Regions from separate parts of the Mus musculus genome. Here all the other regions are linked to region 4. The links are chromatin loops, found by intact Hi-C in ENCODE. Cell type or tissue: heart. All regions are shown on one strand. Links, peaks and the distances in the headings refer to the core of each region. The heading gives the core; the rest is flanking DNA.

Region 1 (5,210 bases), core at 695-4,694, 120 kb after region 4:
AGCCCCTGAGCCTATTCTGAATCCCTCACACTGTCTTGGACACACAGGGCTTGTGATGGTTTATATTTGCTTGGCCCAGAGAGTGGCACTATTAGGAGGTGTGGCCTTGTTGGAGCAGATATGTCACTGCAGATGTGGGCTTTAAAATCCTCATCCTAGCTGCCTGGAAGCCAGTATTCTCTCAGCAGCCTTCAGATGAAGATGTAGAACTTTCAGTTTCTCCTACACCTTGCCTGCCTGGAGGCTACCATGTTCCTACCTTGATGATAATGGTCTGAACCTCTGAACCTGTAAGCCAGCCCCAATTAAATGTTGTCTTTAAAAGAGTTGCCTTGGTCATGGTGTCTCTTCACAGCAGTGAAACCCTAACTAAGGCAGGGCTCTTGTGTCTTGGTTTCCTCAACAATGTAAGCCCTTCCTTCAGTCGTCCCAGTGTAGCAGTTAAGCTAATACCAGGTTGTGTACAAACTCTCGGTAGATTAGGTCAACATGGGTTGTGTCCTTCTTCTGTGTCACTGGCTGGCAAGTCTTTCCCTAACAGGACAAAAGGTAAATACTTTAGGCTTTATGAGTGACATAGTCTCTGATACATGAGTATATATATGTATCCAAACCTTTAAACTGTATTTAAAAGCTTTTTTATTCATAGACATTTTCAGAGATGTGTGTGTATTGCTACTCATGAGGTCGATCAGAAACCTTCGTTAATAGCACAGCCACCTTTTGAATGCCTCCTGTTGCCAGGGAGACAAAAAGAGCCTCACACAAACAATGAAATGTCAGGGTCTGGGAGTGATGCCCATGCAACTTCTGTCCCTTAATTAGTAAAAGTTAATACCTTAACCCAGACAATGATAAAGAGGCTGAGGCAGGCTGTGACTTACTGAGTGAAAAATGCTGACTAGATCAGCTCAAGTCAAGCACCCGGGGAAGCCTTTTCTTACATCCTTATCCTGCGACCAAGTCAGCTGGGTTTCCCCTGTAATCCTTATTCATTCATTCATTCATTCATTCATTCATTCATCATTGTGATGGTTCAGATGGAATGGACAACCTTTGCATGCTAGGCAAGCAATCCACCACTGAGTAACAGCCTCAGCCACAGCTACAGTCGCATCTCTGTATTCTACAGCATCTGAAACAACTTTGGAACACAGTGCCGCATGTAAAACAGTGCTGTAATTTTCAACATGTCTCTCTTACCTTGACCAGCTCCCATGGCCTCCTCAGCTAAGTATTGACCCATGGCGGTTGCCTTACATAGCATAGAACCCAGCACTGCTCAGTGTGTGTGCTGTTTGGACACACTAGTTCACTCGGTGGATTGTGGAAGTAAATAGCACTACTCACATAGTTACCTGAAGGCCTCTGTTCGTTTGCCCACGTTATCTACTCGAGATTAATTTATTCTCTTAGTTATCAGTTACTCTCTATGTTAATTATATGCATTCGTCCTTTGGAACTTCTTTCAGCCTCTAATAGGTTGGTCTGAAAGAGACCTGCTTCTTGAGGCCACAGATGATTTTGAGTATCATGTGGGTTGTTTCTGATTTCAGTTTACAGGTCAGATGGCAGGCACAGAAAAGGGAGTGGTTTGTTTTTATCCTTTGAAGTTACACAGAGGCAGAGGCAGTCGAATGATAGACCAAAAAAGCCACCAGGTTGAGTGTAGAGCCATAACTTGGCTTACCAACAGTTTATTTATGCTAGAAAGCATAATACATGTTTGTCAAAGTTAAGTCTTATGTGCCGTATCAATGTTTCCCTTGTCGTGTACCTTTCTCTCTCAAGTAAAACATTGAAAACAAGCTTGTGACGTCTCAGTTAACTATGGAGCCTGTTCATATTGACTATTTATTGACTTCACCTATGTCCCCCACCCATTTCATCAGGTGTAAAGTGACTATGAGCTTTTCAAGCCCCAGGGATACGAAAGTTAGACCATCCCCCTCAAACTTGGTCTGTGGACTGGTACTGGCTGTGATCACGTGTTCACCATGCAGTTTCCGCCCATCTCCTACCCTCTGATTATACACAACAGCATCCACAGTGAGCAGCTTTGAAAGACCCCATCTGCATGTGAGATTATCCATCACAATGAGGCTAAATTACACCGATCAAAATGTACCCTGGCTGAGAATTACCCCCAGGGTCTCCTGGGTACATGAGAACATCTCTCCTAGTAGACTGTCCCCAGAGAACTGCTCAAGAGAACCAAGGTGACATTACAATGCCAGAAGGAAGCTAGGACATGGAATCTGAAATCTGTCAACTTTGATTCATTCGAGGTACAGCAACTTATAAAACAGAAGCACATACACACATATTAACAGGTGAAATAATTTGGAAAAATCTGTGGTATACCACAGAAAGCATCTCAACCAAGGCGATGTGTTCAAGAAAACTGAAGTACACTAAGAACAAACCATAAACTTAGGTCCTGTCTGGCACCCACCTCCCTCCAATCTATCCTCTCTGGGAGGGTTGACTTCTTTCCCTCCACAATGCTTATAATTGAACGTTACAAACTATACCAAGAATAAATCTACCGGGGTCCCCTTCCTCCAACCAGAAAAAGGTTAAGCTTTTAATTACAGGCCCTCAAACTATCATTTTGTGCAATTAGCAATTAACTCTAATCGTTGATGAGAGAATGCAGAGCTGCGCTGGCAATTTCCCTCCTCCCCATCCCAGACTCGGTTATTTTAGTCTTGTTCTATTACAGAGGACAAGCCACAACCGCGGGAGCGCTCTTGTTCTTTCTCTCTTTCTCTTTCACACACTCTTACTTAAAGCCACATTTAATTTTTAACAAAATGGCATCTCAGCTTGCCATTGAGATGGGACTCCGAACCCCACAGCAGAACAGCGGAGCTTTCGCACCCCTCCTCTTCATCACTTTCAGGTTGGAAAGAAGAGTCCCCCGGAAGATGCTACCTACCGACCTCACTACATCAGCCCTTCCTAGGGGCTCAGGAGAGGGAGGAAAAGGGTTCCTTGCTGCCCCCCAGACCCCTCAACTGCCAGCCCCATCAAGCCTGGAGGCGGTGGCAAGAGCAGCAATAGTTGCATCAGCGCTCCTAGCCAAGGCGCCAGGAGGGTACAGTAGCAACTGTAGGGAGCTAGGGAGCGCACAGCTGCTGCGGCCGCAGGTTCCCTGGATCAGGAAATTAGGACAGGCACCCGGGATTGGAGGTGAGGACGGTGCGCGAGCCAACCAGCGGCCGCCCCGGGTCCCCCGTGAGCCCCGGGCCAACGCGCGGAGCAGTCGAGCCCCTGGAGCCATCCGGATGGCGGCGGCGACAGCCCCAGCCCCAGCCACTCACGCACGCACGCTGCCACTTGCCCCCGCACCCTCCTCACTGCGCGCGGGAGAGCGGTGCGTGCCTGAGCTGCTGGGCTGAGCTCCCCCGCTGGGGTCCCCGCGCCGCTCGGCCGCGCTCCTGCGGCCGCCCGGGTGGTTGCCCCCAAACCGCTCACTTGAGCTGTCCTCGGTGGCGAACGGGCTCCCCGCCCCCTCCTCCCGCGCCGTTCCCTCCCCTCTCCCTCCCCTTCTCTGCAACGCCTGCATTATTTTCCGCCCGCAGGGTCCGCGCGCACACCGCGGCCGCGGCGGGGGAGGTGACCGGGTGGGTGGTTGGGTGGGTGGCTGGCGGGGAGTAGAGTGTGCAAGTTGCAGGGAAAGGGTGCCCGCTCCTTGCGTGCTCTCCGTGCTCCCGGCTCTTCACTCCTTCCCCCTCCTCCTCGTCTCCTCCCTCCCCGCCCCCACCTCCTTCTTCCTCTCCGAAGGGCTGGTAACTTGTTGTGCGGAGCGAACGGCGACAACGACGGCGCGACGGAGGCACCATCCGGGCGGGCAGCATGGGCACGTCCGCGCGCTGGGCGCTGTGGCTGCTGCTCGCGCTGTGCTGGGCGCCCCGGGACAGCGGCGCCACTGCAAGCGGTGAGTGGGGACGCGCCCCTCCGCACTCGGCCCGAAACAAGCCGAGGCGTCCGCGATCGCCGCGTTCTGGGGGACCCCGGGGCTCCTCTTGCCCATCCCCTCCTAGCAGGCGCCTCTCCACGCTCCTCTCCTGCCTCCCCTCCCCACCCGGGTGGCGCCTCTGAGCTGTCAGAGCCGAGGTTACTGGGAGCCAGGCCCGGGGGACGGTGGGGTTTAGGGTGTCCTAAAGCGTCCCTTGAACTTGTTGTCATTCTTCTGTGTCCCCCTTCTTCCCAGAACCTCTGTTTTACATGGTTTTCACCCCCCATTGACAAGGGCTAGGGGATGTGGGCTTTGGAGCCACTGAACAATGGTTCTGCCTCCTCTGCCAGGCGGGCTGTTAGGACCGTGGCAGAGCACGGGGCCTGGAAGCCCGAGTGCGCCCCTCAGACTTAAGCAGGGTTGAGAGCGCACAGTGGGTGAAGGTGGGCGTCTCCGAGGACACCGGGCGCCAGGTGCCGGCCGAGCCGGGAGTCCTCGCGCTGCCGTGAGCAAGCGCACGTTCGGTGGGCGGCAGCCTGGAGGCCGAGCCATGACAAGTACGCAGCCTGCGCCCGGGACTGAGACTCCCCAGGCGCCGGGCCGTCTCTCGGGCTCCAAGAGTGGCTTTCAACTGGACTGTCCTCCGAGTGCTTTTCTTTCTCCCATCCCCGGGGATTCCGCAGCTACTGCGGCTTTTAAAAACCTCTGGGGTCTCTGAGATAACTGAACGGGGGAGGGGAGTGGGATCAAGACTTAATCAGGTTACTTTGCCGAGCCTCATTCTGGGCAACACTTTCCCCCAGAGAAACTGAGTCCCAGTGTAGTGACTGTAATTAGCCTTTATTCTGCACAATACGGCCCGAAGGTGTGGAGCTGGAGCGTGTGACTGGAGCTTGGGGAGGGCGGGGTGACTACTGTCGAGTCCCAGGGGGTCGGCACACTGGCTTTGGAGCCCTGTGTGTTTCCAGCACCCCATCTTGGGTCACACAACTTTCCAGAGCAGGTGATAAGATGCCTTCCTAACAAGGTCCGCGTCTGATCCTTGGCGGGCCACTGAAGAGGTCTTAGAGGTCTTAAGAGGTGACACCAAAGTGCTTGCTTGCCAACCAGCTCTAGGTAATTAGGGCAGAACGCTGTCCCAGCTCTAAATAGTCCACAATCCACATCTCCTGTCGCCGGGTAGCTTAGAAGGCCCGCCTGCGTGCGGTCACGTGTGTCCTGGAGTGAGAGCGAACTTTCAAGTGTG
Region 2 (5,210 bases), core at 476-4,475, 200 kb after region 4:
AGGCCAGGCAGAATGAAATAGGAAATGACGTTTCTTAGTTACTGTTCTATTCTTGCAAGGAGACACTACAACCAAGGAAACTTATAAAGGAAGCATTTAATTGGGGGCTTGCTTAAAGTTTTAGTTTGTGACCATCATTGCAAGAAACAGACAGGCATGGTGCTGAAGCAGTAGCAGAGAGCGGCACATCCTGATCTACAGGCAGCAGGAAGAGAGAAACGCTGGTTCTGGCATGGACTTTTGAAACATCAAAGCCCACCTCCCAATGACACACTTCCTCTAGCAAGGCCACATCTCCTAAACCTTTTAATCTTCTTCCAATAATTCCACTCCCTAGTCACTAAGCAATCAAAAATATGAGCCTATGGAGGCCATTCACATTCAAACCACCACATTCCATTCACAGACCCTTTAGGCTTGTCGCCATATCATAATGCCAAATTAATTTAGTCCAACTTAAAGTCTCCATGGTCTTTTCCAGTCTCAACACTGTTTAAAATTCCAAAATTGAAAGTCTCTTCAGAGACTCAAGGCAATCACTTAACTGTAACTTCCTGCAAAATCAACATCAATAAGCAGATCACATACTTTCAAAAATACAATGGCACAGAATATATATTACCATTCCGAAAGGGAAGAAAGTATGCATAGTGAGTAAATACTGGACCAAAGAAAGAGCAAATATCAGTGTAGTAGACTTCAGATTCTATACCTTCATGTCTGATGTAAGAGCTCTTATGTAAGGAAGAGGGCACTTCCCTTCCATCTTTGCTGACTTTAACACACTTTTCTCTCTTAGGGTGGTTCTACTTCCTGTTAGCAGCTCTCCTTGGTAGGTATCCCATGACTCTGGCATTCCCAGCAACTTTGGATCTTCAAGGCAAATCAGGCTTCCCTTTCACAGCTTCACACAGTGGTCTTTCCAGCCCCCCATGGAAGAAGTCTCCTGATATATGCCTAGCCTCATGAGCTTTCTTTTAACTATAGAGAAATATTCCACAAGCCCTTTACTCTTGTATACTTCTTGACTCTAAAGCCAGAACCACATAGCCAAAGCTGCCAAGTTCTTCTGCTTGCTAGGATTAGAACCCTCCCCTCTTCTTAAATGACATTCTATAAGCTTTCCATTATTGACGGTTTTCTTTGTTACTTAAGCTTTCCTTTCATTCCTTTTCCTAAGTTGGAAGCTTAGCTGGATGGGGTAATGCCCCCCAACCCCCTGCCAGGCCACCACTCCCTTTATTCCATTTAGCATCAGGCTTTTCTTTAAACTTGTCATCTCCTTGGACACAAGACTTGGCTATCCTATCCCATTACCTGCTGCTCATTTTCTTCTCAGAGTGTATATTGTATATTTTTCTTTATCCCATTTGCTCCTTTTCATTGTAGATCTTCATAAGAGTGATCACTAATACCATGACACAGTCAACACTACGTGGTCTTGAAATCTCCTTGACCATTAGTGCAAAATGTTTCAACTTAGCTTCAGGAAGATTTTTTAGGCCAAGGAGATAGACCAATGATACTCTGTGCCAAAATATCACAGGAATAATCTTGAATATTCTTCTCCTCTGAAGCTTCTTGCATTCTGCTCCAACAGTTACACATTGCTCTCTGTACTACATCTCCCATGTTTCTACTAGAATGGCCCATTAAGCCTCACTTAAGACATTTCACCACAAATCTCAAAGGCTTCCTTCCATATTCCTCCAAACAACAGCATGATATGGCTTGTTATCAATAACTCAATTCTGGTACCAACTTTTGTCTTACTGTTTTATTCCTGTGAGAAGACACTATGACCAAGGTAACCTATAAAAGGAAGCATTTATCTGGGTATGTGCTTACAGTTTTAAAGGGTTAGTCCATGACCACCATCATGGTGAGAAGCAGACAGACATGGTGTTAGACAGTGGCTGAAAGCTTTATATTCTTATTTGGAAACAGCAGGGGTTGGGAGAGAGACTGAGCCAGGCATGCGGTATTGAAACCTCAAAGCCCACTCCTAGCAACATAACTACTTTCAACAAGGCCATATTTACTCCTACAAGGCCATACCTTCATATCCTTCTCAAACAGTTCCACTCCCTGGTGAGCATGAACCTATTGGAATCGTTCTCATTCAGAGTACCACATGACTTGTATTCCTAAGATAATTCAAATAGTATATCTTATGCCATGCATATTTTACCACATGGGCGAAAAACAAACAACAAGACCCTCAAGATGCTACAAAATGAATGGCAATTACTATAGGTTGATCATTTTAATCTGAAAAGTATAAAACTGTAAAATGTACAGCTTTTACAAATAAAAAGTCCCATACCACAAAACTTTGTTTCATGCATATAATTAATGTTTAAGTTATACAGAATTTTCTTCAGGCTATATGTATCAGCTATAGGTGAACTAGAAATGAATTTCATGTCTGCTCATGAGTATTGTTTGTATATAGCTTCCATTCACAAGCTTTCTAATTATGTATATGCAAGTATTTCAAAATCTGACACCAACCATTATATGTAAAGATGCTCATCCTGTACTTGTGTTATAATTTTTCCAAGTCTTGGTAGTGCCACCAGAAATGGAATTAACACTGTCCTTGAGCCACTGTAATAATTACACAGTGGGAAATTATAACAGAGGGAAAGGACCTAGTCTAGTGTGAGGCCTTCTATGGGGCTCTGCTTGTGGTCATCTCTGTGTTTTTACCTAACACTAATAGTCCCATTGATTTACACTTCAATATTTGTTGTTGCTAAGGCAGGTAGATGTGTGGTTCACTTGATTTTATTCCACATTTAGTCTATTTGTTTTTAAAGCTGCCATTTTAAGTGCAGTTTTACCATCTCTAACACCTGGAGCCAATGGGAAATTGGTGTTTGGGGAACTATCTTTAATAGGTACAAGAGGCAGACTCACTTGGCACAAGTTACTTAACTCTCAGTGAGGAGATACACACTGTAATCTGAAAAACCAAAGCAGACATTAATTGGGGTCACCTTTCATTTTTCAGGGTTCATAGAGTCAGGAGAAGAATGACGACTGTTATGGGGCTGAGGAGATGATTCAGTGGGTAAGGGTACTGTCCGGGTTAGTTTGCTCTTGTTGTGTACAGTGGGTAAGGGTACTGTCCGGGTTAGTTTGCTCTTGTGTTTTGACTTGCCGCAAGGTAGAGTCATTTGTGAAAAGCCAACCATAAGTAAGAAAATGCCTCCATTGAGACAGCCTGTAGTCAGGCCTATGTGGTCCTACTAAGTGCTGGATGTGGAAGGTCCTGCCCACTGTGAGTAGCACCTCCTATGGCCAGGTGCTCTTGAAGTGTGTAAGAAAGCAGGCAGAGTGATCAATAAGGAACAAGCCAGTAAGCAGTGTTCCTCTACATCTTCTATCTCAGTTCCTGCCTCCAGGTTCCTGCCTTCAGTTCTTACCATGACTTCCCTGATGATGGACTAAAACTCTAGGATTAATCCACTTTTCCCCAACTTGCATTTGGTCATGCTGTTTTGTTACCAAAATAGAAGCCCAGGCTTAGACGCTTTCCTAAAGACCTGAGCTTGGTCCCCAGATCCACATAGTGAAAGGAGAGAACAAACTCCCACAAGTTGTCCTCTAACCTCTCAATGTGTGTGTGTGTGTGTGTGTGTGTGTGTGTGTGTGTGTGTAAAACAATAATTAAAAATAAGAGGTCATGAATTTAGAGGGAGTAGGGTTGGGAACATACAACGGAGTTGCAGGAAGGAGGGCAGCTGAGAATGATATGTAAATACAGCGCTCTCAAAAAAGATTTTTAATTTAAATTTCAAAATAAAAAAGAGGCTATTTTACAATTTAAAAGAATGACCATTATAATCACATCATTATAATTGTTTGTGTGTGTGTGTGTATATATATATATATATATACATATATATATATATATATATATATATATACACATACAATATATATATATTTATATATATAAAGTTATACTGCTTTTAAATCCAGAGCAGGGAACATAAAGGTTAATCCCACAAATACACAACTTCTAAAGGGTACAGGAATTTCCCTTCACATGCTGGTGGGTTAAATGCAGAGCTAAGGCTGGGTGGAGAAAGTAAACAGTGAAGTAGGAGTGAGAGAAAGAAGATAAAAGCAAAAGCGAGCAGACCAGACAAGATCAAAGAAAATATGACCAAGACAGACAGACAGACAGACACAAGACACAGAGAAAATGAGGAGCACGAATGACATGGCACAAAATAAGCTTCTGGTTATGAGGCAATTTCAAGAGTCCTTTGCTTTCGTCACACTCTATGACCATTTCTCCTGGGCTCGGCACTGATGACTACACAATCCTGTTGCTGTCCATGTGTTCCATGCTCCAGAGACAGGATTATCCACTTAAGTACTCTAGGCAGAAAGGTAGAGATAATCAAGCCCTCTCTGCCCCTGACCACCACTGCCAGGTTCTACAGATGCTGTGTGACTCTGACTGCTTATTCTACTGGTTCACACCATGCTCTCCTTACACCTCATATAAGAACCATGGCCTTCTCTCAGGAAATGAAGCAAGAATTCACAAATTAGACTGAAAGAAACTTAAAAGTTTCTGCACAGAAGACGAAATAATTAGCTGATCAAAGTGACAGTCTGCAGACCGTGGTCTTTGCTAGCTATTAATTTGACAAGGACTTACTATCTAGAATATATATTTTTAGAAATACCTAAAAATAGTAGACAGAATGCTCCAAATCATCTAATTAATCAATTAATTGACAGATAAATGAACAGTTTTAATAAGAACCACAAATGGATAAACAATCCATCAAAAATATTGCTCAGCACCATTATCTATCAGGAAAGAATGCATACCAAACTATACTGAGACTCTAACTTTCACCAGTAAGAATGGCTACAGCCAAACAATGAATATTTGTGAGCATGCAGGGGTAAGGAACTCTTATATGCTGGATGTATAAAGTAAATTAGTGTGTCCACTACGAAAACCTGTAAGGAGGTTTCCAAAACAATAAAAACAGAACTATCATATGATCAACCTGTATGATTCCTGCAAACATATACCTAAAGGAATCCATATCAGCATACAACATAGATATGCACATGTATGCTTAGCTACAGTAGCAAAGCAGCGAAACCTGGGTAGATGGCTATCAACAGATGAAGGGATAAAGAGAACATGTCACGCATAATGGGATGTTAACCAG
Region 3 (5,210 bases), core at 464-4,463, 58 kb before region 4:
CTGTACTTCAGACTGCCTTTGCTCAACAGCAGCAAAATGGCCATGATCTTACGTTATGGTAGACTATTCTTTCTCTGTTTGGACATTAAGGAATGCCATCCTCCTTTCAGAGCTACAGCACATGAATGGGCGTGTTTATAACCACACCCAAGGTCAGCAGCTATCAACACGTAGGGAAAGAAGCTAAAAGAGGAAAGTGGGAAAAACTGTTTTAACACCCAGCACCGTGGTGTGACAGCTGGTTGCCCAATACAGTCTCAGGGTCTACCCACATGTGGTGTGCAGGCCATCTCTGCACAATCACATATGGTCACATGTCGTGTTCTTGCTAAGGGATGTACTGATAGTTTGGAGCAGGAAGAACCCTGTCTCCTCTCTGTTGCCTATTCAACGTGTGTTTGTTGAGCTCTCTGTCTACCTAGAGAGTGTTTTTGAAACCCCATGTGAAGGAAAAACTACTGACTCAGTAGGGGGAACTCTGATATGAGCAAGAAATAACCTGGAGTATTGTCAAATCACTGCAAGTTCTGAGTTAGATACAACTGTTGAGATTCTTTCTTCATGTTCCATGCACTGGAAGACAGAAGGCAGTATTAGGTGAAAGCAGGTGGGAAGTTCAGGGAAGATGACACTGCACCAAGGCAATGTGTCCCTCTCCTCCATGAGTGTGCCTCAGGCTTCCAGGGATGGACCCACAGGACACTGGGCATCTGGCCAGGAATATTGTTTCTCGAGTAATCCTGCCTAAACCTCTCCTGTATGGTCTTGTCTGCTAGTATGATGATCCCAGACACTCGAGCCTTGCAGAAACAAAACAAAAATATCACACACACACACACACACACACACACACACACACAGAGAGAGAGAGAGAGAGAGAGAGAGAGAGAGAGAGAGAGAAGGGAAAAGGGACACAGTTACTTCTGCCTTCGTTTACAGTTCTTCAGTGATGGCATCACAAGGCTATGGAAGACAGATGGATGAAAGAGGACTCAGTAGGGGGTCAGAGCTCAGAGATACAGTAGCCTTGAAGCTAGAAACACTGCTGTGTCCAGATCCCACAGCTCAGAACCAGAGGAAACAATGATGTGACATGCCAAGAAGCTAAAGGCCTTAAGAATGGAGGCAGATAGGGGAGACAGATGTATCCTAGAATCCAGTGCCCAAGACAGACCTCTGATGTTCAGAGGCAGGAGGAGGGGAGAGGTCCATCTCTAGTAGAGAAGAGGTAAACAGAGGGGAAAGGGGAAGAGGGAAAAAAGGAGGAGAGGAGAGGATGAGGGAAGGAAGGAAGGAGGGGAGGAGAGGAGGAGGGTAGAAGAGAGCAGGAGACCCATTGATTTGGTAGAGGCTTTTAGGTGTCTTCCTCACTCGTGTGTGAATCTTCTCTTGGTAAAGAGCTTCCAGCAGCCACATTACCAAGGCTTCTGCTATTCCCCAATCTAATCAAACTCATACCCAAACTTAACTACCAAAGGGCAGGATGGTAGCAGTGAAATTTACCCAGGATTAAGGTGGAGCAGGCAGGGTCAACCAGAAATTACCTTCTGGCCAGGGCAGTGATAACCTCCTAAACCATTTTGTTTATTTAATTGTGGAGTAGATGCTTCCTGACCACAAAACCTCACAGCCCACCTGACCTCTGGATGGCTGCCCTGTCCTCCACTTCCACATCTCTTCCTGAGCACACAGGGTTCATTCAGTAGAAGAGAGTACCACAGCGGGCAGACAGGGCCCAGATGTGGGGAGTCAGTGTTCCAGAGCCCCCCTCCAGCCCCCCCCCCCCCCGCCAGGACAGATGTGATCTGGACCAGCCTGTGTGGTCTGTTCTACTTCAGCACAACACAGAGGCATAGCCTACATCTTCTCAGAGCATCCCCAGCAGGATCAAGTCCCAACTGCCCTCCTCAGTAATTGGGTTTAATTGCATACCTTCCTGGTTTCTTCCTGCCTCAGTTTCTCCATTTCCCACTTGTGATCCTGGAGTGCTACTCAAGCAAGCTACTCAAGGCCTTCTCATACTAATACAAAATTCTTCCCTGAGGACCCTTCTTAACAGTGTCTCAAGTCCCTTCTTACTTTAAAGTCCAGGAGTCACTCACAATCGCCAGTTCTTAGCAAGTCCCCATGTTACCAGGGGCAGCGATTTTGACGTCAAGCTTTAGGTTTTTCTGATGTTAGCACTTCTTCTAATCCCTTAAGGCTAACACTGTTCTGTCACAAGCCATTTTTTTCCACATTTTTTCCAGAGCAATCAGGAATTGCAAGCTTGCTTCTCTGACACTTTGATAACTCAAATCAGGAGTGAATGTGTTTTATAAAAAAAAAAAAAAGAAAAAAACATGGTCTAGCTATCTTCTATATATAACTTGATATGTATATCATATTAAGGCATAATTTATATATCACACATATGCGTGCAAATGTAATTTCAATAAACATAATAAGTAATAAACTTAATAATAGATTTGAATGATTTACAAAGTGGACTATCTTTCTTTTTCAGTGGTATCTAGGATCAAACCAGGACCTGACACAAGCAAACTTGTTATCACTGAGCCCCAGCCAAAACTGAATTATCAGTTTTTTTCTTGTTTGAGAACTTCAAACATGTATGTCATGTGCTTCTGTGGAGCTAACGCCTGGCAGGGTTAACAGGACCAAGAACCCATGGCTGGGAATGTCACAGGCCCTAGAGGGGAGCCACTGCTCTCAGTCAACTGAACATAAACCATCTCTTACCCTTCTCAGTGGTGGTCCATTTACCATAAGGTACTAGATTGTGTTGAAATCCAATTTCCACATTATTTTCTCTTTCTTTAAACTTGGGCTTTTAGTATAATACCCATGCAGCTATATCTTAATTCAAGGTCATGAGGATTCCCATCTGTAATTTCTTTGTGTTGTCTCAAATTTCAGCTCTTGCATTTAATTTGTTGATCTATTTGTGGAATTGATTTTGTGTGTATATGAGGCAGGTTCCAATTTCATTTTCTCCATGTGATTCTATAATTGTAGTGTTGCCACTTGTTGACAAAAATATTTTCTTTATTAAATTGTCTTACCATTCTAGTTGGAAATTGACTGAATATATATGTAGGGTAAAGTCTAAGTTCTAAGTTTTATTTTTCTGATTTCTACTCTGCTGGCTTCTTCTGCTGAGAGTTCTATGGGGCTTTTGTTTCGTCTTCATTGAGACCAGGCCTCAATCGGTAGCTTGGGCTGGCTTCAACCTCATTGCATAACCCAGGCCTGAGTTAACCTGTAGTAATCTTTCCTCCTATGCATCTCAATTGCTAGAAATACAGACATTCACAACCACACCTGCCTTATAGTAAAATTTAAAACTAGTATGATAGTTTGTATATGCTCAGCCTAGGGAGTGGCACTATTAGAAGGTGTGGCCCTGTTGGAGTAGGTGTGCTACTGTGGATGTGGGCTTTAAGACTCTCATCCTAGCTGCCTGGAAGCCAGTGTTCTGCTAGCAGCCTTCAGATGAAGCCGTAAAACTCTCAGCTCCACTAGCACCATGCCTGCCTGGATGCTGCCATGTCCAGCCCCAATTAAATGTTGTCCTGACAAGAGTTACCTTAATTGTGGTGTCTATTCACAGCAGTAAAACCCTAACTAACACAACTAGTAAGTAAAAGTTACTTTATCTTTCTCTTAAGTGATATTTTCGCTCTTCTGAGTCCCTTACACTTCCTTTGAATTATAGGGTCTAGTTTTCAATTTCTCTAAGAAATAAGGCCAGGCTGAATTTGATAATGGGCATGCTGACTCTGTAGGGCAATTTGAGAGGCTTCACCATCTGTCCCAGTTTCTTTTCCTGTGTCTGAGACAAAGGCAGAGTCAGGCATTTATGATGCCTCACAGTTCACATCAGGGCAGGGATGTCGGTGAGTGGCAGCTTGATGCTGCTCCTCACATCACATGGAACCAGAAAGCAGGCAGGGTTGGGGGTTGGGTTCACACGCTTGCTTTCTTCATGGACCCAACCCTGGAGATGGTGCCAGCCACACTGGCTAGGTCCTCAAAGGCCCATGAATCAAAGGATACCAAAGTGACTCCCAAGTGACTCTCAAGGAGCCATCTAACCAACACAGCATCTTCAAACACTAAATCTTCCAAAGCAAGCTGCAAGCGCCTTCACTTTAATTGGGTCTTTTAATTATTTTTCAGTAGTGTTTTAGACTTTCCAGAGTACAAGTTTAATAGTTCATTTTTGAAATGTATTCCTATGTTACCCTCTTTGATGTTACTATAAATAGACTTTCATAATCTTGTTTTCTGAATTATTCATTGCCCTTGTGTTGCAATACTGGTTTTGTTGTTGTTGTTTGGTTTGGTTTATTTTTCCTATCACCATGAGATTCTGACAACTTGCCAAACCTACCCAACATTTCTGTTTGTTTTTAGAAGATGTTTTCGAGTTTTCTTTATACACGGTGGGTTGTATACTGCCTCTTCTTCCTTCATGATCTGTTGTCTTCTGCTTTGTTTTCTCATTTAAATGTCCTCAACCAAACTTCGAAGTTTTCAATTTGTGAGAATCCATGGTCCCCTATGTCCTAACCCGGCTTGTGAGATTTTGCTCTGTTAAGAGGACAACAGGTCTAGAGTAAAAAGGTGATCCTTTCGGAATGATGCTGTTCTCTCAATTCATATGGTGGTGGTGGTGTTTTCCTTTCCTTTCCTTTCCTTTCCTTTCCTTTCCTTTCCTTTCCTTTCCTTTCCTTTCCTTTCCTTTCCTTTCCTTTCCATCACGAGGAGGGTTTTGGTAGGGGCTTTTTCAACAGCCGTTGAAACAATCCTTGTTAAAGGTCTTTTTCACCTATATGTGTGTTTTATTCACTGATGCTCTGTTACCAAATCAGTCTTGTATTCCCGAGATAAATCCCTACTTGGTTACAGTATCTACTCTTTTTCATATCTTAGCCATGAATATAATCTTTACCATGGGTTACTTTATCTGGGTGGTTAAATTTTTTTTGAGGTTTGTGTATAAATTTATTAAAGACGATGCTTTAGAGTTTTCTCATTGTCTTTCCTTAGAATGGTTTTTTATCTGATTTGGTAGCAGCATTATCCTGACAGCTGAAATGAGGGGAAAGCATCCTCTCCTTTCTGCCTTCTGGGAGACCTTGAGAACTATCACTGTGTATTCTTTACTGTTGGGTAGAATTCACCAGTAAAGCCATCTGGTCCTG
Region 4 (5,210 bases), core at 771-4,770:
CAGATACACTTTCAGGAAGCAATCTATTTAAGTCAGAATATTGCCGAGAAACTGGAAAGAAACTCCAGATTGTTTGATATAACAGAAATAACTTCAAATAGTAGCATGCTGTAGCCTTTAATTACAAATTAGCTTTTTTTTCCCCCTAGTCTATCTTAAGACCAAAAACAACAGACAGCGGACACATTAGCCAGAACTGGAAACCAGTACAGGAGATTTATGTTGCTTCGGGGAAACTCAGGCCAGTGGTTTTATCGTTGGCTCCTCTATGCCCTCCAAGTTACATAAGAGGCTCTTACTTCTGCTTCTCTTCTCAGATCAAATATTTTGTATAACCTTCAGGTCAGCATTTGCTTTTCAAGTAGGCAAGCTGAGCTTTCTGCTATTATAGGGGTGACGCTGGCAGAAAATGGAGATAACCCTGGGAGTTCGGGGTCCAGAGCAGATCAGTCCATAGGGTTAAGAGAAATGGTCCTCAATTGTGTCTTTGGAATATTTCCTGCCCTAGAAAGGTTGCCCTTGCCATGACCTAAGGATGTAGTCCTTCTGGAGTGCTGTAGAGCACCCAGCTCTAAGTCCATGCTCCTGCAGCTGGATCAACAGCCACGGGTAACAGCTTAGCTTTACTGAGCTTCCACACATCTCAGTTACCTCCTCCATCTTTACCACCTTCTCCGGAAGGCTCTAGAGCTGCTTTGTGCTGCTCAAGAACTACTGAGACACAGGCAGGATCCATCACATACCTCAGCCTCAGCCTCAGAAGCAGGACTTACATCCAGCCATGAGATTCTTGCAGCCTGGCCTGTGAGGTTCCATGTTAAGTCTCACAATAGTGATTAAAGTAAGAAAGGGGAAGGGCTGGAAGAAGACTTGTTAGAAAAAGCTCTTGCCATGAACGACTGGAGATCCTCAGTACCCACAAAAAAGCTCAGGGCCATGGCAGTCCTTGGATAGTTCTAGCATTAGGGCAGAGGAGACAGGATCTGCCAGGCAAGATGGCTGACTAGATCCACTAAATCATCAAACTCCAAGTTCAGCAAGAGCCCCCGAGATAGAATGGAGAGTAATGGAGGAAGATGCCTGCCATCAACCTCTGGCCTTTGCACACATGTGCAAGCACATACGTGATGATACACATACACACGTATGCTCACAACACACATAGTTACTCATACCCATATAAAAAATGTTTTGATCATGAAGAGCTACTGGGAAGATAACGTGCTTTGTTAGGGGTTTCATGGACCCTGCTTCTGCTGGCATACTTTCTAATGGAACACTTCCAATAACAGAGGAGCACCACCCAAAGCCAATGGGCTGCGTTTGGACTCCAATTTTACCCATAATACCCACCTCACAAGTAGAGACCTCACAGAACCTGTATTCATTTCACCCTACCTAAATCATGGCTAATTTCTGCTATGCCATCAAACCCCTCCTTCCCCCAGAGAGTAGAATACAGACTGACTTAGAATCAGAAGTCTCCAGCTGCCACCTGCATTGCTAATGCCAGCTAAATATATTTGATGATTCTGGTCTCATTTCTTTGTCTGTGGAATGAAAACTAATACTAAACACAGAGGAAGGTATAAGCGAAAACACAGAGGTGCAGAAATGCCACATGGTGGACATGTGGACCTTTGGTGTTGTCTGTCCCATAAGACAAAGAGGTCATCACATTACAGCACCCCACATATCTGTGAAAGCACTGCATAGACCTCAAAGAACCTTTCTTTGTAGTATGAGCATCAGTCTTGGTCCAGTCTTGGACTATCTCTATTTTATATTGCATCTGGAATCCTAACCTCTCCCCAGCTTTGGCACTTGGCATCTCTGCATCCCAGGTCTAGGAATAGGAATCCAAGCTATCCGATAGAGGTAACCTGGCACTTTTTGGCAACTCCATCTACCTAAGGTGAATGATCACCCTTATAAAGTCCCACAGTCCCACAAGCAAGGTAACTAACTGCCTAGAGATGTCATGAATCCAACTGCCAGCAAGTTAGTGTCAGAGAAAGGAGAAGTGGTTTTCTCCTGTAGCCAGTAGAGATCCAGTTTAGCAGGTACTGTGGTGATGGTATTCCAACAATTTGCTCTGGGTAATGACAGATGAATGAGGTAAGTGATACAGGATGACCTTTGAGAGAGACTGTGGTCCTGTGATCTCATGTGACTGGTTCTCTGATAAGTATCACTTGAAAATGACACCAGGCATGAGCAGCTGTGGCAGGCTGTGAGCCACCCTAGGCAGCATGCCATAGCCTGGGGCATTCTCTGACTCCCTGATTTTTTTTTTTTTTTTTTTTTTGCAAAGGTCTCTCCATGGGCAGCCACCAGCAGGAGACATGTCTGATGTGACAGCAGGACCTTGACAGGGTGGCTGGAGCATGGCCTGGAAGCAGCTGTGTGCCCGCTGAATGCTCTGCCAGTCCCTCCAGCAAAAGACTGACCCTGTTCCAAGGGAAGCCAGCCCTGGTTGTGCATGGGAAAAGTAGTCCCCTGGGGAGCTGTGGCTGGGAGTGATGAATCCATCCCTAGTGCTTTGAATGGACAGAAGGAGATTAGACTGGGGGGTGGGGGGCATTACCCACCCACATGGACCTCAGCAATCCCCTCCTCTGGATTCTGACTGTTGTAGCAGATGATAGAAAACTCATAATCTACACAGAGTACACTCAGCTTTGTGAAGATAAGGAGTGGAGATGCTGGTGCAGGGTGGGATCCCAAAGCCCCTGCAGCGGACACCCACCCACCAGCCACCTGTCCCTCTTCAGCAGGCCAGGCCCACTGGTCTTACTGTGTCTGCACCGACCCTTTTATCCTGAGTGGCCTGGTTCTCTGGGACTTTCTCATTTGTCTTTTTTTTTTTCTACCCCTCAATAAGTCGATATTAGCCCAGAAGCTCAGAATACCCAAGATACAATTCACAGACCAAATGAAGCTCAAGAAGAAGAAAGACCCTAGTGTGGATACTTTAGTCCTTCTTAGAAAGGGGAACAAAATACCCATGGGAGGAGATACAGAGACAAAGTGTGGAGCAGAGACTGAAGGAAAGACCATCCAGAGACTGCCCCACCTGGGGATCCATCCTATATACAGTCACCAAACCCAGACACTATTGTAGATGCCAACAAGTGCTTGCTGACAGGAGCCTGATATAGAGCTGTCTCCTGAGAGGTTCTGCCAGTGCCTGACAAATACAGAGGTGGATGCTCTCAGCCAACCATTGGACTGAGCACAAGTTTCCCAATGGAGGAGCTAGAGAAAGGATCGAAGAAGCTAAAGGAGTTTGCAGCCCCATAGGACGAACAACAATATGAACCAACCAGTAACCCCAGAGCTCCCAGGAACTAAACCACCAACCAAAGAGTACACATGGAGGGACCCATGGCTCCAGCTGCATATGTAACAGAGGATGGCTTTGTTGGACATCAATGGAAGGAGAGGCCCTTGGTCCTGAGACGGTTCAATGCCCCAGTGTAGGGAAATGCCAGGACGTGGAAGCAGGAGTGGGTAGGTTGTTGAGCAGGGGGAGGGAGGGTGGGATAGTGGTTTTTCAGGGAGGAAACCAGGAAAGGGGATAACATTTGAAATGTAAAGAAAATATTTAATTAAAAAACTAGCAATATCTTAGACTTTGATGGCCACAGCTTCCCTTAACTTACCAACATGATGCTCTCATTTATATTATGGAAGCAGGCTTCTCACCACCCAGAATAAGCCTATTCACTTCATTCCATGTCTACTGTCTCTTCCCCTTTGGAATGTCAGCTTAATGGGAGCCAGTATCTTCAGCCATCTGCCATGAGCACTAGAAAAACTGCTAGCAGGTAAGGAGGGATGAACAAAAACGGTTTAATTAATTCATGAATTCAAGCTGGAGCAGGGATGCAGAGGCTCAGAGAGTTTCTCTGTGCTCTGCAGCAGCAGGGAGCCCCAGCACCCACTTTGGGACATCTCATGCTTTCATGAGACGACTCCCCTCTCTCCTAACGGAGACTGAATCACTCTGAGTCATAGTTGTTTGTCCCTTGGTACCCATGTTTCCACTGTGCAACTCTTCCACTTAGGAATGCTTTGGTTGTCTCAAGTAAGAACAATAATCAAGACGTGAGCTCGAAGAGAGGATTTCATTTTTTTCAAATGAGAAACAAACAGGAAGATCCCAGTCTGGTGTCATGAAGGCAGGGTGGTCACAAGGGACCTTGGAACCTCCTTTGTGCCTTCTCTTCTAGGCACGAATGCATGGGTGGCATCGCAGGCTTGTCACATCATGATCACAGGTACTGCTGCTGCACCAGACATCGTGAAAAAAAAAAGAAAAGAAAAGAAAAAAGAAAAGGAAAGTTAAGGCAGAAAGCAAGGTGAAGATATGCCCTTTTACCTAAAGAAAATAAAAGCTATTCAGAATTATATCCAGTTAGGACTAGATGATATGGCCCATCGCCTAAGGAGTATAAACAACTAAAAACAGTCCATTTTCCCTAATGTTGAGCTATTGCCAAAGTCTTCTGAATAAACCAGGTTTTTCATAGGAATGATAAGAGTGCTATCTATTGGATCTGCTAGAGCTGGGTAGGCAAGAGTAGGCATTTGATCCCAGACTGGGCTTAGAAAAATCCCCTTTCTCAAAAGACACACAGCAATTGAGTCTTAAAGACATCTTACGCTGTTGTGTTTCCAAATCTTAGGACAATGTCTCAGTTCTTTAAATTCTGTCTTTTGCTTCATTACCTCCCTGCAAAGGAATCTTCTTGTCTTAAGCTCATTCAATCAAGGTAGTCTCTGTAATTTAGAACCAAAGGGTCTTTGTAACAGCAGCATCCACCTGCCAGCTCTGTCATGTGGTCATCCTGCCTCCCTTGGCAGCTTTACTGGACCAAATGCTGTTTCTCCGGGGTGACATGGCAGTGTAGACATTATGTCATCAGCTCAGTGACACCTTCCTCTTCACCTTCAGACAGTGTGTGCTGAACTCTCGAAGAGAGACAGCTCGTGTAGACACCAAAGACCTGGGTGTGATGGAGCATCGGGACTAGTATCAGTGGGACTCTAACCAATGAAGCTTAGTGAAAGCTGGGTGCCAAAGGCCAAGGCAAGTATGCTCTGCCTTCTGACTGCCAGCCCAGGACCACCTACTTGTTAAGGCCAAGCTCACGGTGACTCATACTGTCACCCCTCCCAACAGTTAGGAAAGCCCCAGGGGATGT
Region 5 (5,210 bases), core at 660-4,659, 64 kb before region 4:
GTCATTATTTATTTACTGGCAGATGCCACTGTATTTTAATTACATGTCACACCCCATAGTGTTTTCTAGTCACCTTTTTGTCATAGACGGAACCAAAGAGGTAGTAATGCATCTACAAGTCATATAGTCATACAGATCCTGATCTTTGTATTTCAGCAACTTTGCAAGTTTCCATTTCTGAACAAGTCCTTCATTTATTTCTGGAAGTCTTTCTAAGTGCTGAGATTACCTCAGTGCCAGGAACTCAGAAATCATTCCAAAACAATGTGGAGGTGCAACAACAATAAATTAAAGCACAAATTGAATTGTGCCTATCACACATGATGCCTCTAGTGACAATAACATAAAAGACACAGTGGTTGAAGCAATAGACACATTTATTTGGCTCACAAACCAGGCAAAGTCCAGAAGCAGATTTTCCCATACTGCCTTGCAATTCAAGACTACTCACCGACCCCACCCTCTGTGTTTCTTTACTGTTGCAGCCTTGGACCATTGGCTTGTCTGATCACATAGTGCTGTAGCTCCAAGAACCATGCCTTCAAGCAAGGGCATCTACATGTGGTTTTTGGTAACAGGAAGCAAATGTCTTGAAGGAGAATCTACTCCCTAACTGCTCCTGTGGTCTTATTGGTCAGAACTGAGGTCACCTGCCTCTTCTCAAGTCATTCTCAAAAAAGGAGAGATAGGATTGCCATCTGTGGCATAAACTGATTTTGTTCCATCTTTTCAGGCCAGAGGAAGGGCTCCCTCCTTCTTGAGTGTGTTGTTTTATAACCTAGAGGAAAGTGTAGTGAGGGCAGATATCAATCAACAGTTTTGCCATGGACCCAAGCTGAGGGTTTTGTCTCTATACCATATTTTCTCTGCCATGTCTCAGGCTCTGTGTTTGTTTCTTCCCCAGAGTATGAAAACCTCATCCTTCCCCATGCTGCCCTGACTTTGACAACCTCAAAGCCTAGAGGGAAACATGATTTCACACTAACTCTGGCCAGTCCTTGGTGTAAGAGCATAAACTTCCCTGATTCCAAACAGTTCCATTCTAATATGTGGAGATAAGTAAAAGTTCAGAATGCTATTGGGGAGGTGAAAGCCGGGTCCATAAATGATTCTGATAATCTTTCAGAGAAGGCTCATAACAGGATTTGGAACTCAGACGGCCTCCTCTGAATGGGAAAGAGGCCAACTCGGCTACAGGTTGAACATTGTTTAGGTGGAAGAACAAGAACAGCATTGGATTATACCTTCAGTGTGCACAGGAGAAAAAAGTAAAGGTCAGGTCTGCAACAGAAAGTCACCAGGATGCTTGGAGGACTCGGAGGAACATGTGACTTTGGCCAAAATACACATAGGCACAGATGTGGCAGTATTCAGTCAATCAGTACATGGATATCTATGTACAATACTATTATATGTAAAATTACTGCATGTAATCTTATATGCCAAGTTTGAGTGATATGACATGGCATGATATATGGGTCATCTATATCATAGCAATACAATATGTTGATGATAACTTAAAATGCATCACACACTGACTTTGATAAGCAGATTCAAGGTACCTTCCTTACATAATTACTCAGAATCAGATGCACAGGCAAACCTACTATATTCCAGAGGCTAAGTACCCTGTGCAGTCTCTCTGATAAATGGTGGACCCAGGAATCAGAACTTAAGGCTTGTGTGCTCTTCAGCCCTCTCTGTCTCACCCTTCTTCTCTTGCTTCCATTGGAACCCTGTGCAGGCGATGCACTAATGAGCTTGGATATGGCAGCAAGTCCAGCTAGTGGGCACAGATGCACAGACCAGACACCAGAGAGAGTGGAAGGACATTTATCAGAAACAAAAATCTGGCTAGAGAAATGAAAACAATAACGCCTTTAATTATTTTAAATGTTCAGAGAATTAAATAATTTATGGTCTTTGTTTTATAAGAGTTCCTGAAATGAATAGAAAAGATGGACTGTTGTGGTATTTCTTCTTTCTCTGTCCTGTAATTCATGCAAATATATGCAGGTGTTATCAAGGTTTCTCAGCAGACATTCTATAGTCTAGAAAGGATGTTCATTAACTTGCTAAGCCAGATACTCCCTGTTCTTTCTCTCAATTCATTTGCCTAATTTGTTTGTGCAGGCTCTTCCAGGCACTGGGTACCAAAGAGGACAATAGAGACTTGAGAAGAAACACTGAATCCTGCCTTCCATTTCTACTTGCAGCTGTAAATCCAGCTGCCAAAGACTCTTTGCCCTGGACAGATTCCCCTAGACCTTCAGCAAGGTACTGCCATATTGGAGGGAGCTTACAGAGCCATGAGAATAGAGGCCCGGAAAACAAATGGTGGGGAACAGAGAATGTTAAATAAGTCCCATGTCTTTCTGATTGAAGCAAATTCTAGATCTAAAGCCCTAGGAAGGTTTTGAGACACCAAATCCTACAGGATTCAAAAATATCAAAACATTCAAGAACTGCATCAACCAAGATTACTCTAGTAGGTTAAAAAGACATCCAGGTGAATGGAAATCATACTAATACCTTAATGACTAAGATGTTCAGAGATCAAAATCATTTACTGCAGCAGTGTTCTACAGAGTTCTGAGCTGGAGGATAAAGAGGAGTGTGTGAAACACGGTCTTCTGGACATATCATAGCCATGACACTCATGAAGGCACAGCAACTATGATTACCCATACAAGACCAACCCTGTCAAAGTCCTAGCATGGAGGGGGTGTGGCTTTGGAGGACCCACCCCAGCTGAGGAGCTATTGGCAGTCTGTGGGTGCTAGCAGACAGTCATTTCTCTTTAGTGGCTATTGGTAGGTTGCCCATGCTCCAGAGGATGGCTCTATACTTAAGGTGAGCATGGAGCAGAACCCATGGGACTCAGTAGTTATATGAAAAAGTAACAGAGGGCATCACATTGGGAGGGGCCTTGGGGGAGTCATTGTGGGGAAAGATTAGGGAATAGATAGGATAAACATATATTAGATACATGTATAAAATAAAAGGTAGAGAAGAGACTGAGGATATAGCTCAGTGGTAAAGGGTTTTCCTAGCTTGTATGAGGCCCTAGATTCAATCCCTAAGACTCAAGTAAAAATTACCTATAAAAGAGATTCTCATTTCACTTATAGAGGGGCACTGGGTTGTTAGAAGTGTAGATGCCTGCAATTCCACTCTTGGAACCCCATGAAGAAATATGTAACTCCTGCAGCTGGTTGATGACTTCATAGCCACTCTTTTGTTTCTGGCTTTTGGCTTGACTGATGACCAGAATACCTCCCCTGAACTTTCCTCTGTGCATTGAACAGGCAACGATGAGAAACACTCTTGAAACAATGCTAGAATTCTCCACCTTTCCCCCCCTTTCTTCTCTTGAAGTTCTTATTACACAAGCCCCCACGAACCAACATGCTCCTAGAATCATCCCATCCTTAGAAAGGCCTGAGCACTACCAATGCTTCCATAGAAAACATCTCTCCATGAAGACGGGAGACAGGCAAAACAGCTTTCCATGTCTGAAGCATCTGGCATCTGGAGGGTATATCCAATTATGATCATGTCTCCGATGGAAGAGACGGCATTATGGAGCCCAGGAGACACCAAGCAACCACTTCCACAAAAGCCTGAGCAAAGAGTAGTATTTATTTCCATGCCCAATTGTCCACTTCTACAAAGAAAAATCATTGAGGCATGTCCTCAGTTCTTACCAAGCTTGGGAAATTTACAGTGAGTTTTGGAGCTTCCTAATGTGCACATAGGTGTTAGGTTCATTTTTCATGATAAACACCCATTGACCAGAACCCCCCTGGAATCTGCGAGCCTTGGGAGTGTGAGGGGTTGGTGGCATTTGCAGACCAGTCCTACAAAAGGCACACTGTCCAAAGGTACATTTGCCTCTGTGGGAGCTGATCTGCGGGGAGAGAGCCTCAAGTGAACATGCTGGAACATGAGCAGTATGCCCCTGGGTTAAAAATCCCAGCAAACTATGAATGAATGGACAGAGAGGAACAGGCTGTCCCAGGATGCATCTTTAGCTTCCAAAGTCCTATTTGATCTTAAACAGCTGGAAACTCTGTGGGGCATGGAAACAGTAACACCCAGAGGGTGTTGTGTGGAGGGAACTGGTGTTGGAGTTAGAGGGCCTACTTAGAGTTTCAGCTCTGCCTAGCCTGGCTACGTGACCAGAAGCAGGTCACCAAACCCTGCCCAGTGTGGGTTTTCTTGTCTGTCCAGTGAAAAGCACTGCTTTCTCCCATAACCTCACAGGGCTCGTCATTCTTGACTGCTTTTCCTGCACACAGTGTACAAAGCCCCTGGTGATGCCTTAGTCAGCCTCCAACAGCAAGATTAAAGCAGGGAAATGATCAAATTAATATTACTTTTGTGGAGAATATAACACTAATCGCCATTGCTACCAGCTGCTGGGCTCTTACTGTGCAGCCGGCATTCTGCTAGGACTTAGAGAGCATTATTTATTGCTCAAGGTCACATGACTGGCCAATCCTATTGATAGAACTCAAACCAGACACTTAGGACGCCACAGCCAGAGTCTTAACCCTGTGTGTACTTTATTCCTTGTGACCAAATAAAGCTCTTCAAGCCCTCACTTGCAGAGAGCAAATGAGAATGTTCCAGCTTGTCTCTTAGGCTATTAATAACCAACCAAGCAACCAACCAAGCACTCAAAGAATACCCAAACACAGAGATATTATTTTTGTTGTTACTGTTATTTTGTTTGAGCAGGGTCTTACACTTAGACTAACTGATAACCCAGCAGTCTCTTGGCATTCATTCCTAAGTGCTGGAATCACAGATATGCATCTAGAAAATTTAATTTTAAACCTTCATTATGGAGTTTAATTCAATGATAAATGTGCAGGAAAAATGTGTTCGTGTTTTTACCAGTAGTTACGAACATTGCTTCTTGTTTTATAGTGGGCTTTTTCTTTGTTAGATTAAATGGGTTTCCACTCTCAACACACACACACACACACACACACACACACACACGAGAGAGAGAGAGAGAGAGAGAGAGAGAGAGAGAGAGAGAGAGAGAGAGAGAAAACAATAACAAAATATCCACTCCATGACTAATGTCCAGGAAACAACCCTCAGAGTCAATATCTACTGCAAGAGGCATGAACAGAGTATTGAGAACAGACAGAAAAGAAGTTAGTATAGCCTGGGATTATCAGAGAAACCTTCCCAGA
Region 6 (5,210 bases), core at 818-4,817, 75 kb after region 4:
TGGGGAGATAGAACCACCTAAGTTCCTAACATTAGACAAGGAGTTACAGGGTTTGGTGTTAGCCCTGCTGGGTTTGGGTTTTACTTTGGTCTAGCATTTCCTCACTATGTCCCAATTCCTCCTTCTTAGAATAATAGTGTATTCCATGTCATTATATATCAGAGGTATGAGAATTGATTTTTTTTTCTTTTTACAACAGGATACAACTAAGACATTGCCTTGAGTCTCAGACATGACTTTGGACATTTAAACAGTATTGAAACTCACAAACACTATTGTGGCTTTTGGAGTTAGACTAAATGCATTTTGTGTTATGACATGGTTTGAGCCTATAGAGGTCTGGTGGTAGCATTTGTTGGCTTCAATAAAAAATTCCTTCATAGGCTCAGGTATTTGAACAGGTTGTCTCCAGCTGGTACACTGTTTGGGATGTTTAGGAGTTAGGGCCTCGCTGGTGGAAATATATCACTGGGGATGAGGGGGGACGGGAATTGAGAATGAAGTCTAATCTTACTTCCAATTCACTCTGCTTCGAACCTGAAGTGGAAGATCTCTCAGCTTCCTGTCCCTTGCTGCCACACCTCCCTCCAGGATGGACTCTAACCCCTCTGGAACTGTAAACCCAAATAAACTCTTCCATCTATAATTTTCCTTGATCATGGTATTTTTTTTTTTACCACAGTAACAGAAAGGGAACAGATATAATCGGTAACAACCTCTTTGTGGTTCCCTGTTGGAGATGGGAATCTTGGGAGTTGCACTGGTACCACCCGTGCTTTCATTCTGATGAAGCCATTTGGGAACCATTTCTCAGATTATTGTTAGTAACTGTGCTAGATGCTGAGGTGCCTTCATTAATGTCACTCATCACTTCCCACTCTGTCCCATGACTTGGGATGTCTCCCACTCTTACTCTCAGCTCACCTAAGTCACTTCTTCTGGCCACTAGATTATATATCAAAGATGCCAGAGACTTAAATCTGATACACGAGCCTGTTCTGGCAGCCTTCTAGAGGAAGAATCTGTGAGGCCCATGAGTTACAGGACAGTCATCTCAGCTGTGAAAAGGCCAGACTCACCCTACCCCCCCACCTCAGCCTACTTACCAGCTGGATAAGCCTAGCAGACATTAATCATGGCCAACACATCTGCAGAATCACCCAAGGAACTGTCAACTTGAAAAAAATTATAATAAATGGCTTTGATTTTAAGCCACTAAGCACTGGGGTGAGTTGTTCTACAACACAGTCAACAGTTGGCAACGATCATGGAGAACAGCGACCAGAGGGACAGATCACCCAAACTGTAGACACTTTAATTTTCAATGTTGCAGGATGCTGAAAAGAAAAATAAAAGAAGTGTTTCCACAGCCAGGAGTCTGGGAAATGTGAAGTCAAAACTCATTCTAGCTAGCTTATTTGTTACAGGATATCAATGCCTTTAATATAATTAAGGGTAAGTCTTCCATAAGAAGGGATGCTAAACAATATCTCCCAAACTTATATGTTCACAGAATGTTCTCTATCTCTTACCCCATGCTGAGAATCATGCAAAATGGAGTATTTTATAGAATATATCTTGGGGTATAATTGAAGGTGAATTGCTTTCATCCTGCTTCAGGTGTTCCAGAGGTTGAAATATGCACACACTTGAATGATATGGGGCAAGGGATTAGAATTAAATAAAGAGGTCAAGTAAGGTTCTGTCAGCTAAGAGAGTTATACAAAGACAGATGTGGCAGCTTTGTGAAGTGACCCCAACCCCATGACTGAGAGCATGCAAGAGATGAACATCGAACCTGGAGGGCTTTGATGGTGACTAGTTAAAAATCACAGGATGTCTTCTCCTATAACATGACAAAGAATTCAGATTAATTCTTTCAAATACTGCAGTGAAATAGTTTTGTGTCAGCTTTGTCTAATCTATGGTGGCCTATGGTTAATTTAGATACTAGCCTGAATATTGCTGTGATAAAATTTTGTAGATAGATATGATTAACATTCACACCTGATGTATTTTATAACCAGGAAAATAGATTATTCTCCATAATGTGGGTGGGTCTGTAGGTGTGTCTGTGTGGGTCTGTGAGGTGAGTCTGTGTGTGGATCTGTGGGTGGCTCTGTAGGTGGGCAAATGGGTGAGTCTGTGAGTGAGTCTGTAGGTGGATTTGTGGGTGGGTCTTGCAGAATCCATGAAAAGTGTCAAGACCAGAGTCAGAGGTCTCCTACAAAGACATCCTGCTTCAACCTTGCACATGAAGTCATTGCCTGAGCTCATTTGTGGTCTGTCCTCCAGAAATTTGGCTTTGCACAGTTTTGTGAGCGAATTTATTCAAATAACTCACTTCTGTTGGCCTGTCTCTCTGTCTTTCCCTCTCTCTCCATATATATTAAGAATTAAGTAACAGCCTGATGGCACATGTCTTTAATTTTAGCATTTGAGTGGACAGGAAGATCTCTGTGCCACACTCGCGTAGTAAGGGCCTGTCTCTCCTCCCCAGTGAATAAGTAAATAAATAAAATAAAATACAATAAAAACATTCAGAAAGTTCACTCTAACTGCCTCCTTGCCTTGGGTAGGTAAGCTAGCATTAGATTTTCCTGATTTCCTGTTTGGTTCCTAAGAACATCTCTGAGCAGTCAACAAAGAAAAGAGCTCATAATTGTATTCTCATGATAGATAGCCAAGAGGTGACACTGCTCACAGCCCCTTTTAAAGAGGAGCAGATGTCATGAGTCACCTTGTGTGGTATAGTAGATTTGAAGCTAGGTGATGTTTGTGAGGAACTAACAGTTCCTTGTGAGCCACAGTGGCTCAACTTGGCAGGGCCCTAGCACCTATTTATAGCTTGAAATGCAGGGGGAGAGGTCATGGGAGGTGGTTCTCTTGTCAGATGATAACATTGCAGGTCATAGGTAACTTGATGTGGGTTTACTGCAACATGTTCTCTGAATGACTTCCTGGGACAGAGATGAACTACTATAAACTTCGTGTTGATAATCCAATATCCAGTAAGTTAGAAAAAAATTAAAGAGCCAGAAAATTAAAAATAGGTTTGAAAATTGGAAAAAATAATAAATATAATCCAATAACTGGAATACAGAACTAAAACAATGCCCCAGCAGGCTAGGTGCTCTCTTCAGATGTTTGCCCTACACTGTTGCAATAGCCACTAGAACTAGTCCTTTTAAAGAACAAAAACAATTTATATGCCAACCAATCATGGATTTCCTATATCTTATTCAATAACTAGTTCACATCATGATCTTTAAAATGTCCATCTATGGCTAATCATGATGTCACAGGCCTTTAATCCCACCACTTGCCAGGCTGCAATATGTGGATCTCTGTGAGTTAGAGGTCGGCCTGGCCTACATAGGTAATTTTAGGCTAGCCAGAGCTACCTAGAGAGGACTTTTCTCAAACAAACAAACAAACAAACAAAAAGTGTCCACTTTGGGATATAATGTATTTCACATTTATGTAGTTAAAGAGAATCTAGTCAGGGCATTCTTATTGGCAGCAACTATTTAGGTTAAAACTGGAGAACTATTTACATATAAACAATAGTTAAACCACACCAACACTGAGACAAATTGGCATTGCTTATTCAGAGGTGAACTCCACTGGGGTATCCACTTCTAGACACACAGAAGGGCCTGTTGAAACCTTAGTTGCTGGAAGTACATTCAAGAGTTAGCAGCTGTCTCAGTCAGCTAGGCTGTGGTTTTGTTTTTTGCCAAAACCAACAAGACAGCCACAAAGGGCAACACGTGAGCACTTGACCAGTCTTTAGTGCCTTTCATGTCCAACACCAGCCAGGCATTCCTGACTCAGGCCAGGAAACCTGCGATAAGGATGCTGGTGATGAAACTCATAAACATGTAATGTCTAACATTCTGTACCTCCTTGTAGTTCATTATTTGACTGTTATTCTTAACTATTGCGGCTTTGGACCTGAACTACACATACTGTTGCCCCGTAGGTCCCAATATCAACCAACCATTGGGTCAAACATATTTGGGGTAAAAAGTGCATCTATATTAAACATGAACAACAGCCTTTGCTTAATATTTCCTAAACAGTGCAGTATATCAAGTAATTATAGAGAATTTACATTCTATGAGATGTTAAAAAGGAGTCTATTTAAAGTATAAGAGAGAATATGAGAGACTATAGGAAGATCAGAAAATGGCTATATGCAAGTACAACATCTATAAGGGAATTCAATCTCCTCTAATTTTGAAAAGACTAATGTATCCTTCCTCATTTCCAGATACACAGGTAAGATCCCTGTAACAAAACACAGTTTATCATGGGAAATACATACCCATTTGTTCTAGCTGCTTTTCTATTACTGTGTTGAAATATTGTAACCAAAAACAGCTTTAGAAAGGAAAAAGGTTTCTTTGTTTGCACTTTTTGGTCTCAATTTATTTCTGAGAGAATTCAGGACCAGGAACTAAAGGCAAGGACCAGGAGGCATGAACATCCCATGGACGGATGCTTTGTGGAGGGATTGGTATTCCTCTCTAAAGAGAAGACTATTCCAGCTCTAGTAAATGCTTTGTTATGTGTCTAGGGGTGGATGGGAAATCGTAATTACTAGCACAGTGTTGGGATGGACAAAATTGGAGGTTTGGGCTAGAGACAGGCTGGAGAAGTAGCTGTAATTTAGACCTGTATTTTAGATTCAGTACTAGGAGGCAGTTCAAAAGCACAGAAGGGACTAGGACCACACCAAAGCGTCTTTTGAAAGTAGGATACAGTAACTCTAACCACAACTGCCATGGTACATTAATGTAACCTTAGGCACTACTGCCAGCCAGCTGAGACAAGACTTCTTAACATACCTAAAGGAGGCATGCATCAGTCAAGGGAGAGTTTTTCAGACATAGATGCATATATGGAAAGAGAATTAGAAAGAAAGAAGTCAGCATGACCACACCCTGCATGAACTGGTGCTAGAAACCTAACAGGGGCAATGAAGAAAAGGCACACATACAGGAAAGTTGGGATTGAGTGGGCTGTGTGTATTCTAATGGAAATGCAGCAACTCATAACCTCAAAAGGTGGTGGGTTTATTGTATACAGCTAAATAAGGAGGTGGAGGTATTGTGTACAATTGAACTAGGGACAGGTTTAGCCAATCTGTATAAGAGGTCTCTGTAGGGGAGCAGTCCTTGGATGTAGTGAGCATAAACAAAAGG

What was found. Peaks named below come from ENCODE experiments on the same cell type or tissue, not always from the same donor. Only the 100,000 strongest peaks of a DNase experiment are listed, where the experiment ranks them.
Region 1: a loop joins it to region 4, with 2.9 times the contacts of the local background. A loop is called at or near these places in 4 of 42 quality-filtered maps.
Region 2: it touches region 4 in a loop (2.1-fold over the local background); 3 of 42 quality-filtered maps call a loop at or near these places.
Region 3: a loop joins it to region 4, with 2.2 times the contacts of the local background. A loop is called at or near these places in 5 of 42 quality-filtered maps.
Region 5: a loop joins it to region 4, with 2.9 times the contacts of the local background. A loop is called at or near these places in 5 of 42 quality-filtered maps.
Region 6: a loop joins it to region 4, with 17 times the contacts of the local background. A loop is called at or near these places in 3 of 42 quality-filtered maps.

Annotation. Positions count from the first base shown.
Region 1 is chr19:27,213,754-27,218,963 of GRCm38, forward strand. Vldlr (very low density lipoprotein receptor) reads left to right here and starts at 3,267. Exons shown (of 18, transcript NM_001161420.1): 1 at 3,267-3,943. The coding sequence starts at 3,862. The region is part of intron 3 of Gm35438 (a long non-coding RNA gene); the gene reads right to left. In heart, for the core only: a CTCF peak has its summit at 3,137; DNase peaks (open chromatin) are centred at 3,218, 3,798, 4,068 and 4,458; H3K4me3 peaks cover 2,200 bases; H3K27ac peaks cover 1,702 bases; H3K27me3 peaks cover 1,571 bases.
Region 2 is chr19:27,302,620-27,307,829 of GRCm38, forward strand. All of the region lies in intron 2 of Gm35438 (a long non-coding RNA gene), which reads right to left. Among named protein-coding and RNA genes, the nearest start is that of Gm35268, 7.6 kb to the right of the region's middle. In heart, for the core only: no CTCF peak of the experiment used is centred there; no DNase peak of the experiment used is centred there.
Region 3 is chr19:27,039,813-27,045,022 of GRCm38, forward strand. No RefSeq gene overlaps it. Among named protein-coding and RNA genes, the nearest start is that of Gm815, 160 kb to the left of the region's middle. In heart, for the core only: no CTCF peak of the experiment used is centred there; no DNase peak of the experiment used is centred there.
Region 4 is chr19:27,097,840-27,103,049 of GRCm38, forward strand. It overlaps Gm35438 (a long non-coding RNA gene), which reads right to left. Exons shown (of 8, transcript XR_003952921.1): 8 at 3,832-4,289. Among named protein-coding and RNA genes, the nearest start is that of Vldlr, 120 kb to the right of the region's middle. In heart, for the core only: no CTCF peak of the experiment used is centred there; a DNase peak (open chromatin) is centred at 2,312; H3K27ac peaks cover 1,111 bases.
Region 5 is chr19:27,034,006-27,039,215 of GRCm38, forward strand. No RefSeq gene overlaps it. Among named protein-coding and RNA genes, the nearest start is that of Gm815, 150 kb to the left of the region's middle. In heart, for the core only: no CTCF peak of the experiment used is centred there; no DNase peak of the experiment used is centred there; H3K27ac peaks cover 1,185 bases.
Region 6 is chr19:27,172,963-27,178,172 of GRCm38, forward strand. Gm35438 (a long non-coding RNA gene) reads right to left here. Exons shown (of 8, transcript XR_003952921.1): 5 at 1,799-1,846; 6 at 1,107-1,337. Among named protein-coding and RNA genes, the nearest start is that of Vldlr, 41 kb to the right of the region's middle. In heart, for the core only: no CTCF peak of the experiment used is centred there; DNase peaks (open chromatin) are centred at 2,839 and 3,809.